3 separate regions of the Homo sapiens genome follow, and regions 1 and 2 are each linked to region 3. The links are chromatin contacts, found by Hi-C or POLR2A ChIA-PET in ENCODE. All regions are on one chromosome and are shown on one strand. Each heading gives the region's core, a stretch centred on a gene start or an enhancer-like site at or near the end of the contact. The rest is flanking DNA. Distances are from core to core; before and after follow the strand shown.

The links. Hi-C counts contacts between places; a loop is a spot of excess contacts on that map. ChIA-PET counts read pairs that join two places held with the same protein, here RNA polymerase II (POLR2A). Pooled maps may share reads with other maps.
Region 1: a pooled map shows a loop between it and region 3 (8-fold over the local background). The contact joins the promoter of SLC25A43 here to the promoter of NKAP in region 3. A Hi-C loop is called at or near these places in 1 of 37 single-sample maps with no recorded cell type and 8 of 50 pooled maps. POLR2A ChIA-PET finds 5 or more read pairs at or near these places in 1 of 52 experiments (OCI-LY7).
Region 2: a map of naive thymus-derived CD4-positive, alpha-beta T cell shows a loop between it and region 3 (4-fold over the local background). The contact joins the promoter of LAMP2 here to the promoter of NKAP in region 3. A Hi-C loop is called at or near these places in 1 of 168 maps with a recorded cell type or tissue (naive thymus-derived CD4-positive, alpha-beta T cell), 1 of 37 single-sample maps with no recorded cell type and 14 of 50 pooled maps.

The regions. Positions count from the first base shown.
Region 1 is chrX:119,398,033-119,400,732 of GRCh38, forward strand. It overlaps SLC25A43 (solute carrier family 25 member 43), which reads left to right and starts at 1,304. Exons shown (of 5, transcript NM_145305.3): 1 at 1,304-1,646. The coding sequence starts at 1,372. RefSeq lists a silencer at 1,168-1,827.
Region 2 is chrX:120,468,037-120,470,736 of GRCh38, forward strand. It overlaps LAMP2 (lysosomal associated membrane protein 2), which reads right to left and starts at 1,260. Exons shown (of 9, transcript NM_002294.3): 1 at 1,070-1,260. The coding sequence starts at 1,133. RefSeq lists a silencer at 1,198-1,462.
Region 3 is chrX:119,942,369-119,945,068 of GRCh38, forward strand. It overlaps NKAP (NFKB activating protein), which reads right to left and starts at 1,383. Exons shown (of 9, transcript NM_024528.4): 1 at 852-1,383. The coding sequence starts at 1,237. RefSeq lists an enhancer at 1,120-1,620.

The sequences.
Region 1 (2,700 bases), core at 54-2,553, 540 kb before region 3:
GTTCTCACAGTCAAAACCTTGTAATGTCATACTCAAGTGAGATTGACAGTGAAAAATAAAAAAGGAGAAACCCTGCAATGCCTTTTAGAAAACGTTCCTATAGCATTGTGTGTTAGTAAATGTAAATAACTATACAAGCCTAAAAACAACTATGTACCCGGAACATCTTGCTCACACCAACAGACTGCTGACAGTTCCTTTCCTTGTAATTATTAGTGACATGGCTTTTTTAGAAAAAAAAGAGACAGAAAGAAATTCTGAAATTCTGAAATTTTTGAACTGATTAAAGAATCCTCGGATTCTGGCCAAGCCTCTCTTAGCCATTCTTTGCCTCTATTGTTCTCTTAGCTTACAGAACCACTGAAAATGTCCCTACTGGAGTTAACTCTGCAGTCCTAGTAGACATATAGTGTAGCCGTTAGTGGAAACTGACATAAACCGCCCTAGATTTCAAACCGGTCTCTGCTTTGTAGGTAGCTGTGTGAGCCTGAGCAAGTCCTCTCTGTGTCTTGGTTTCCTCTCCTGTAAATGAATACCTAATCAGAACTAACACATATAAACTGCTTACCCATACCAGTCATTGTTCATTAATCCTTACAACAACCCCTAGGAGGAAAAAATTATAATCTCTGTTTTATAAAGCAACTGACACACAGAGAGGTTGAGTGACTTCCCCAAGGTCCCACAGCTGGTAAGCTGCAGAGCCAAGAATCTTACACAGGTTCAAGAGTCCAGATTCAAGTCCCCACACCCACACAGCCTCTGTCAATGAGGACATACGTACTTAGGGCCGTTTTGAGGATTACATGAGAACGTCTGTAAAGCCCAGTACTTGACAAGTGCCTGAGAGATAGCAACTGTGGTTGTTAGAATTTTTTACCTTCTGCACTGGGAAACCATCAAGGCTTTTTGGTTAGGCAGGAAAAAAAAATGGGTTGGAGGCAAGAGGAGGAGGAGGGAAGCGCCAGGGGAGGAAGACAGAGAAGTGGCACGTGAAAGGGAGAAAAGGGGCAAACCAGAGGAGAGGCAGGGAGGGGCGGCGGGGGCGCACTGAACATTTAGGAAGCAAGATGTCTAGCAGGCTGGGCCTTGAGAGAACAGTAACTGTTTCGCAACTGAAAGTCGCTACTCGAGCCTTGCCAACTGGGGAGACTATGCCCATGATATCCGCGGCCTCGGACCCCGGACCCTCCAGGCCCTCGCGCCCCACCCCCGACCAGCCTCGGGCCAGGCTAGGGCGTAGACGGGGCTTCCCGTCCCTCACGCGGGCCCGCCCCATGCCGGGCGGGGCCTGGGGCCCGCCACCTCCGCCCGTGGCCGGAGAGCCCCAGGCCCGAGCCACGCGGTCTTCCGGGCCCGGGTCGGGGCTCGATGGCTACGTGGAGGCGGGACGGCCGACTGACAGGCGGCCAAAGGCTGCTGTGCGCTGGGCTGGCGGGGACGCTCAGCCTCAGCCTCACCGCGCCCCTGGAGCTCGCCACCGTGCTGGCCCAGGTTGGCGTCGTGCGAGGCCACGCCCGGGGACCGTGGGCCACAGGGCACCGGGTGTGGCGGGCAGAGGGGCTCCGGGCCCTGTGGAAGGGGAACGCGGTGGCGTGCCTGCGCCTCTTCCCCTGCAGCGCCGTGCAGCTCGCCGCCTACCGCAAGTAAGAGCCGGGCGGGGCCGGGGAACCGGGAGACCGGACGGGGGTGGGGTGGGGGAGCCGCGGCCCGACGCCGCCCTGCTGCCTGGACTCGGGGCCCTGGAGTAGGGACGGCCCCCTTGTCGATCACCTGGGGACCCCTCGGGGCGGTGGGCCACCTCTATGGCCCCCAGAGTGCAGCCCCAATGCTTTTCACGTTCTCTTGGGGTTACCGCCCTGCAAGATGCAGTTTTGTGGTCCGCAGCCCTGGTCCGAGAGGCTTTCCGGATTGGACCGGGCGAGGAGGTGGAATGCAGCAAAGGATTTGGAGGAAAGGAATGAAAAGCTCTCCAGAGAGATGAGTCCTAACCATTTCCACCGTCCTCCAATTTGGAAACTTTTGCTTAGGCTGGCTTAGGAAGAGAGAGACCCTTTTAAAGGTGTTTTTGTCTGTGTGACCCAAGCCCCGAGAAGAAAGTGCTTGGTGTGGGGAAAGGACCCGATCCATCGATACGAAAAGGCCGCAGATTTTTGCCCACACATCTCCCCAACTTAAATGAAGCTTGACTTCAGGCTCCGACAGAGGCTGCAGCTTCCCCTCCCCAAGCTGAGAACGGCCCCCTCAGCCTACCGCTTCACCCCACTGGCCTCATTTATTTGGGCCTTTTCCACCTTCTCCCACATCAACAGCTGCTCCTTAGGAAAAGATCTAAAGGTGTAAATGCAGCCTTAAAGCTTCCACCGAGCTCAGAGGTACCTGCATTTGAACTGGAAACCAAGCCTGAAAGAATGAATTGGTAGTGATGGCATTTCAGGAAGCAGAGATGTTTCTGTATTGGGGGGACGGTCCCTGTGTTCCTCATTCAGTGGGCACAGTGGCATCTTTGATATCGCCTTGGCTCTGAATTAGACAAACAGCCCACATTTGGGAGAGTCGGTCTTGACCGCATAGTTTAGTCTTGGCGGCTAATAGTCAAAGGATTTTGCCTTGACACTGTCACTCACCTGGGAGGCCAGAGGTGGAAGGCTCACCTGGCAGCCGACAAGCCGAACGGAATCATCCTTATTACCTAGGCCT
Region 2 (2,700 bases), core at 10-2,509, 530 kb after region 3:
ACAGGCATGAGCCACCACGCCCGGCCCCATCCAGCCATTCTTAGGCCCTGGTAACAACCCAATCCTTAGCAAGTTTGTCTACCTGCTCCCTGCACCCCCAAAATATGAGGTAATAGGCTAGCTGTGTGATGGGGAAGAAAGAAAAGAAGAAACTCTGAAGGCAAAGAGGTAGTCTACCAAACTCAAATACTCCACCCCCAAAACCTCACATCTGGGAGGCCCTCCTAACTGAAACGTCTGGGGATTTTTTTGTCAGCGTCTGGCTGGGAGGAAGTAGCAAAACTGGGAGAAAATCGACATCCTCAATACCTCCAAGTCAGATGTGCACTCCCCATCAAAGTTCCCCCTGAACCCCTTAGTCTCCAGAGGTTGGGTCCAAGTTTTCTTTCCTGGAAATTGCCCCAGCTACCTTAGGTTCCTTCGCCCTTAAAACTATGACTACCAAACTCAAACCCAGCATCACTCCTAATCTCTTGAATCATCCTTTCTTCACAGTCTCAAATTCCAACCTTCAAAATGCCCAACCCTGTCACTGCCCCTGCCCCTCAGGCTCTACTGTCCTATCTGTCCCATCTGTCCCCCACCCACACACTTCTCCCAAGCTACTCCAGGCAGGCATGGTCTTCTCTCTTAATTTCCTATCTCACCCCATAGTTTTTCCACCATCTTCAAAACTCTTCCCTGATCTCAGCAAACCAAGACTCTCCTAATTGTCTCTGGCGCCCAAAATCTGCATGTACCACCCTCCTACGCTCACTCCTCAGTGTTTTCCCCAAGTTACTCTTTCCACGCTGACCCTCTCCACGCTTCACTCCTCCCAGCCTACTCCCTCGGCGTCCACCCCCCGTTACCGGCCCCTTCTTACTCTCCTGGGCCCTTCTTCCCCGCCATCCGTCGGTCAGGCCTTCTCTAGGTCACCGCTTGCCTCCCCGGGCCAACCGCCGCCGCCCAGTGTTAGCTGCTGAGCCTCTCAACCCCCTCCCCCTCGGACCAGTCTTTCAGGTTGTAGCTTTGAACTGGTGCCCCGGGCCCAGGCGGACAGACTAATCGGGAGGGCCCGACAACTCACCCAGGACTAGGCAGACCAGAACGAGCCCTGAGCCCGGAACCGGGAAGAGGCGGAAGCACACCATGACCCCGCAGAGCAGGCGGCGACGGCGGCGACGGCGGCGGTACAACAACAGCTGCAACACCAGGGAAAAGGCTCGCTGGACCTGGGTCAAGAGCACTGATGACCACCGACCACAGCCTTGCAAAAGCCAGGAATCGGCGCTTCAGTGCGAGTCATAAGACTAGGGGCGGGGCTCTTTCTTGCTTACAGCCAATCTCCGCGCTTGAAAGCGGCGAGAGGGGTGGTGATGTAGCGGCCGGTGGGCGGGGCGACCACGCCCTGGCTTTTTGGTTCACAGCCCTTCCTATGCTCCTGAGAGATATGCGCGGACGGCATTTTCTTTTTCTTTTTCTTTCTTTTTTTTTTTTTTTTTTAATTTTACTTTAAGTTCTGGGATACATGTGCAGAATGTGCAGCTTTGTTACATAGGTATACATGTGCCATGGTGGTTTACTGCACCTATCAACCCGTCATCTAGGTTTTAAGCCCCACATGCATTAGGTATTTCTCCTAATGCTCTCCCTCCCCTTGGCCCCCACCCCTTGACAGGCCCCCGTGTGTGTTGTTCCCCTCCCTGTGTCCATGTGTTCTCATTGTTCAACTCCCACTTATGAGTGAGAACATGCAGTGTTTTGTTTTCTGTTCCTGTGTTAGTTTGCTAAGGATGATGGCTTCCAGCTTCATCCATGTCCCTGCAAAGGACATGATCTCATTTTTTTATGGCTGCATAGTATTCCATGGCATATATGTGCCACGTTTTCTTTATCTAGTCTATCATTGATGGGCATTTGGGTTGGTTCCAAGTCTTTGCTATTGTAAATAGTGCTGCAATAAACATACGTGTGCATGCGTCAAATGGTATTTCTGGTTCTAGATTTTTGAGGAATCGCCACACTGTCTGCCACAATAGTTGAACTAATTTACACTCCCACCAACAGTGTAAAAGCATTCCTATTTTTCCTCAGCCTCGCCAGCATCTATTGTTTCCTGATTTTTTAATAATCACCATTCTGACTGGCGTGAGATGGTATCTCATTGTGGTTTTGATTTGCCTTTCTCTAATGATCAGTGATAATGAGCTTTTTTTCATGTTTGTTGCTGCATAAATGTCTTTTTTTGAGAAGTGTCTGGTCATATCCTTTGCCCACTTTTTGATGGGGTTGTTTTTTTCTTGTAAATTTGTTTAAGGTCCTTGTAGATTCTGGATATTAGACCTTTGTCAGATGGGTAGATTGCAAAAATTTTCTCCCATTCTGCAGGTTGCCTGTTCACGCTAATGCTAATTTCTTTTGCTGTGCAGAAGTTCTTTTAATTAGATCCCATTTGTCAATTTTGACTTTTGTTGCGATTGCTTTTGGTGTTTTAGCCATGAGGTCTTTGCCCATGCCTATGGCGGACGGTATTTTCTAAGGCTAAGGAGAGAGGAGGAACTTTTGAGGGCCGTAGATAGTAGACTATTTCCGTTTTGGCTCCTTGACAAAGAAGAGAAAAATTTTGCGGGCACAAAAACGGTTGCTAGGCATCTCAAACGTAATACATACAAAAATAATACATGCTTATTCTCCAAACACTGTTGTTACCTATGCAGT
Region 3 (2,700 bases), core at 133-2,632:
GAGGCTGAGGTGGGAGGATCACTTGAGCCCAAGAAGGTGGAGGCTGCAGTGAGCCAAGATTGCACCACTGCACTCCAACCTGGGCGACAGAGCTAGACCCTGTCTCAAAAACAAAACAAAACAATCCCCAAGCTATGCATTTTTCCACTCCAATACTCACTTTGATTAGAGATCTAGTCTCATCCTGGCGTCATTTTTCGAGGTCAAGACTGAGACCACTTAACAAGACCTTCCTCAAAGTGGGGTCATCTATAGCTTATCAGATCACTTTTCCTACATGCATCTAATCGTCTTGTCTGAGGGGAAGGTTTATTTCCTCTCCAACTTAAACCCTTGATTTCATTCCTTCCTAATTCCCCACAAAACGTTTCTACATAAATATCCTGTTATCTCAGACCTGTAAGTTCCTTCATTCAACAAGCAATGGTTGAGCGCCTATAAAGTACCAGGCACTTAGAATTCTGTGATCAGAATTCTCCTCCGTTCACTGGCTCCTCCTTTCCATGAGCTCAGTCTAGTGGGGAATACAAATATATTCACGAATGATAATGACACAACCAGGTAAATGCTACAGTTCTGGTAGGTCTGAACTCTCGGCAATATTCGCTAACAAGACAGGAGGCGGAAGGGGGTAGCGGGAGACCAGGGCACTATATGAAGGGGCCTGAGGGTAAGGGAAAATGAAAAGGACGAATAAAGGGTTGTCGTGGGTGGATTAAAGAAAGGGATGAAAATGGGCGCAAGGCAAGCAGAGTGAGCGAAATGCGAATAGTCAGAAGCGGAATGAATGATAGATCGGACTCCAAAGGCACGTAGGCTCGTACAAGAGAAAGTGCGGCCGTCTCACTCACTTCTGCCGCAGGCTCTCCTCCCTCTCCTTGTCGAGGAGGCTAGGCCAAGGCTTGTCGCTCCCGTAGGGGCGCGAGTAGCTGCCGTAATAGACTGACGAGGAGGCAGAAGCGAAGGGGATGCCCCGGGGCGCAGAGGGCCGCTCTCTAGAACGCGACCGCGAGCGTGAGCGGTAGGACTGGTTTCGGGAGCCTTGGCTGAGGCCACCCAGCTGATGGGTGAGTCCATTCCGGTCCCCGGACCGAGAGCAAGAGTGCGAGCGAGAGCGGCGGCCCCGCGGGGAGCGGGCAGATTTGCTGGGCTTCGGACTCTTCGACGAACTGCGACGTCTTCCCCCCGAGCCCGAGGCCTCCCTATCCGGGCTGCGTGAGCCGGACACCGGAGCCATGGCTACTGGGGGGCCCCAGCAGCCGTGGGACAAGGGGGCGCTCTCGCGAGCCTAGGAAGATGTCTGTTGCCTTGGTTCCCGGGACCTGCCGCTGCGGAACAGCCCAAATCTGAGGAAACCTTGGACACAGTTCTGGGTACTTCTGCAAAACCCTTCCCCGGATCTAGGCGGTCGTCACCGACAGGAAGCGATGTGTGCATCAATATAAATAAGCCGGTGGGGCAACTAGATTGCGTGCATCCTTCCAGTTCCGAGTGAGGCTCCTCAAGTCTAAGCAAGAGACCAAGTTCTTTCTCAGCCTTGAACTTGAAACACTTGAAGGGAAGTATATATTTCAAACACAATATACAGTATACATTTCACTGAGTGGCCGTATGAACAAGACAGTTAATTCTGCTTGTGTTTCCTGTGCTTTCTGTGTGTATTTATATATAAATGTGTGTGTGTGTGTGTATGTCATGTATGAAAGTATGAATGTGTATTTTCTTTTTCTTTCCAATCCCAAGCAAATCGGGAGGGTTTTTCGCGACTGGGGATTAGCTATGGTGTCTAAGCCCCATATTGCCGTGTTAGCTTAGAGGGCGCAAATTTTGTTAATGACTCGCGCCTGATAAACTTCAATTAAGTTTCCCGCCTAGAGAAAAACTGCATACTTATCCCCTAGCCACCGTCTCCACCAATATGCCCCAGCAAAAGGAGGTTTTTTTTTTTTGAGACTGGAACTCACTCTGCTCACTCTGTCGCCCAGGATGGAGTACAGTGGCAAGATCTCAGCTCCCTGCAAACCTCCGCCTCCCCGGGCTCAAGCTATCCTCCCACCTCAGCCTCCTGAATAGCTGGGATTACAGGCGCATGCGACACCAAGCCTGGGTAGTTTTTTTTTTGAGGGGGGTCGGGGGAAACAGGGTTTCACCTTGTTGCCCAGGTGGTCTTGAACTCCTGGGCTCAAGCGATCCGCCAGCCTCGGCCTCCCAAAGTGCTAGGATTATAGGTGTGAGCCACTGCGTCTGGCTTGTATTTTTTTCCCCAAAAAGTGTCATTTTATTTTTTATTTTTTTATTTTTGAGACAAGGGCTCCCTCTGTCATCCAGGCTGGAGTGCAGTGGCTATCCTGGCTCACTGCAACCTCCGCCTCCCAGGTTCAAGTGATTCTCCTGCCTCAGCCTCCTGAGTAGCTGGGATTACAGACATGTGCCATCATGCACAGCTAATTTTTTATTATTTTTTAAATTTGTACAAATCTATGGGATACATGTGAAATTTTGTTACATGTATATAATGTGTAGTGATGACGTCAGGGTATTTAAGGTGTCCATTATCTGAGCACAATACATTTTTGTTAAGTGTACTCTCGGCCTGGTATGGTGGCTCACGTCTGTAATCCCAGCACTTTGGGAGGCAGAGGCGGGTGGATCACTTGAGGTCAGGAGTTTGAGACCAGCCTGGCCAACATGGCGAAACCC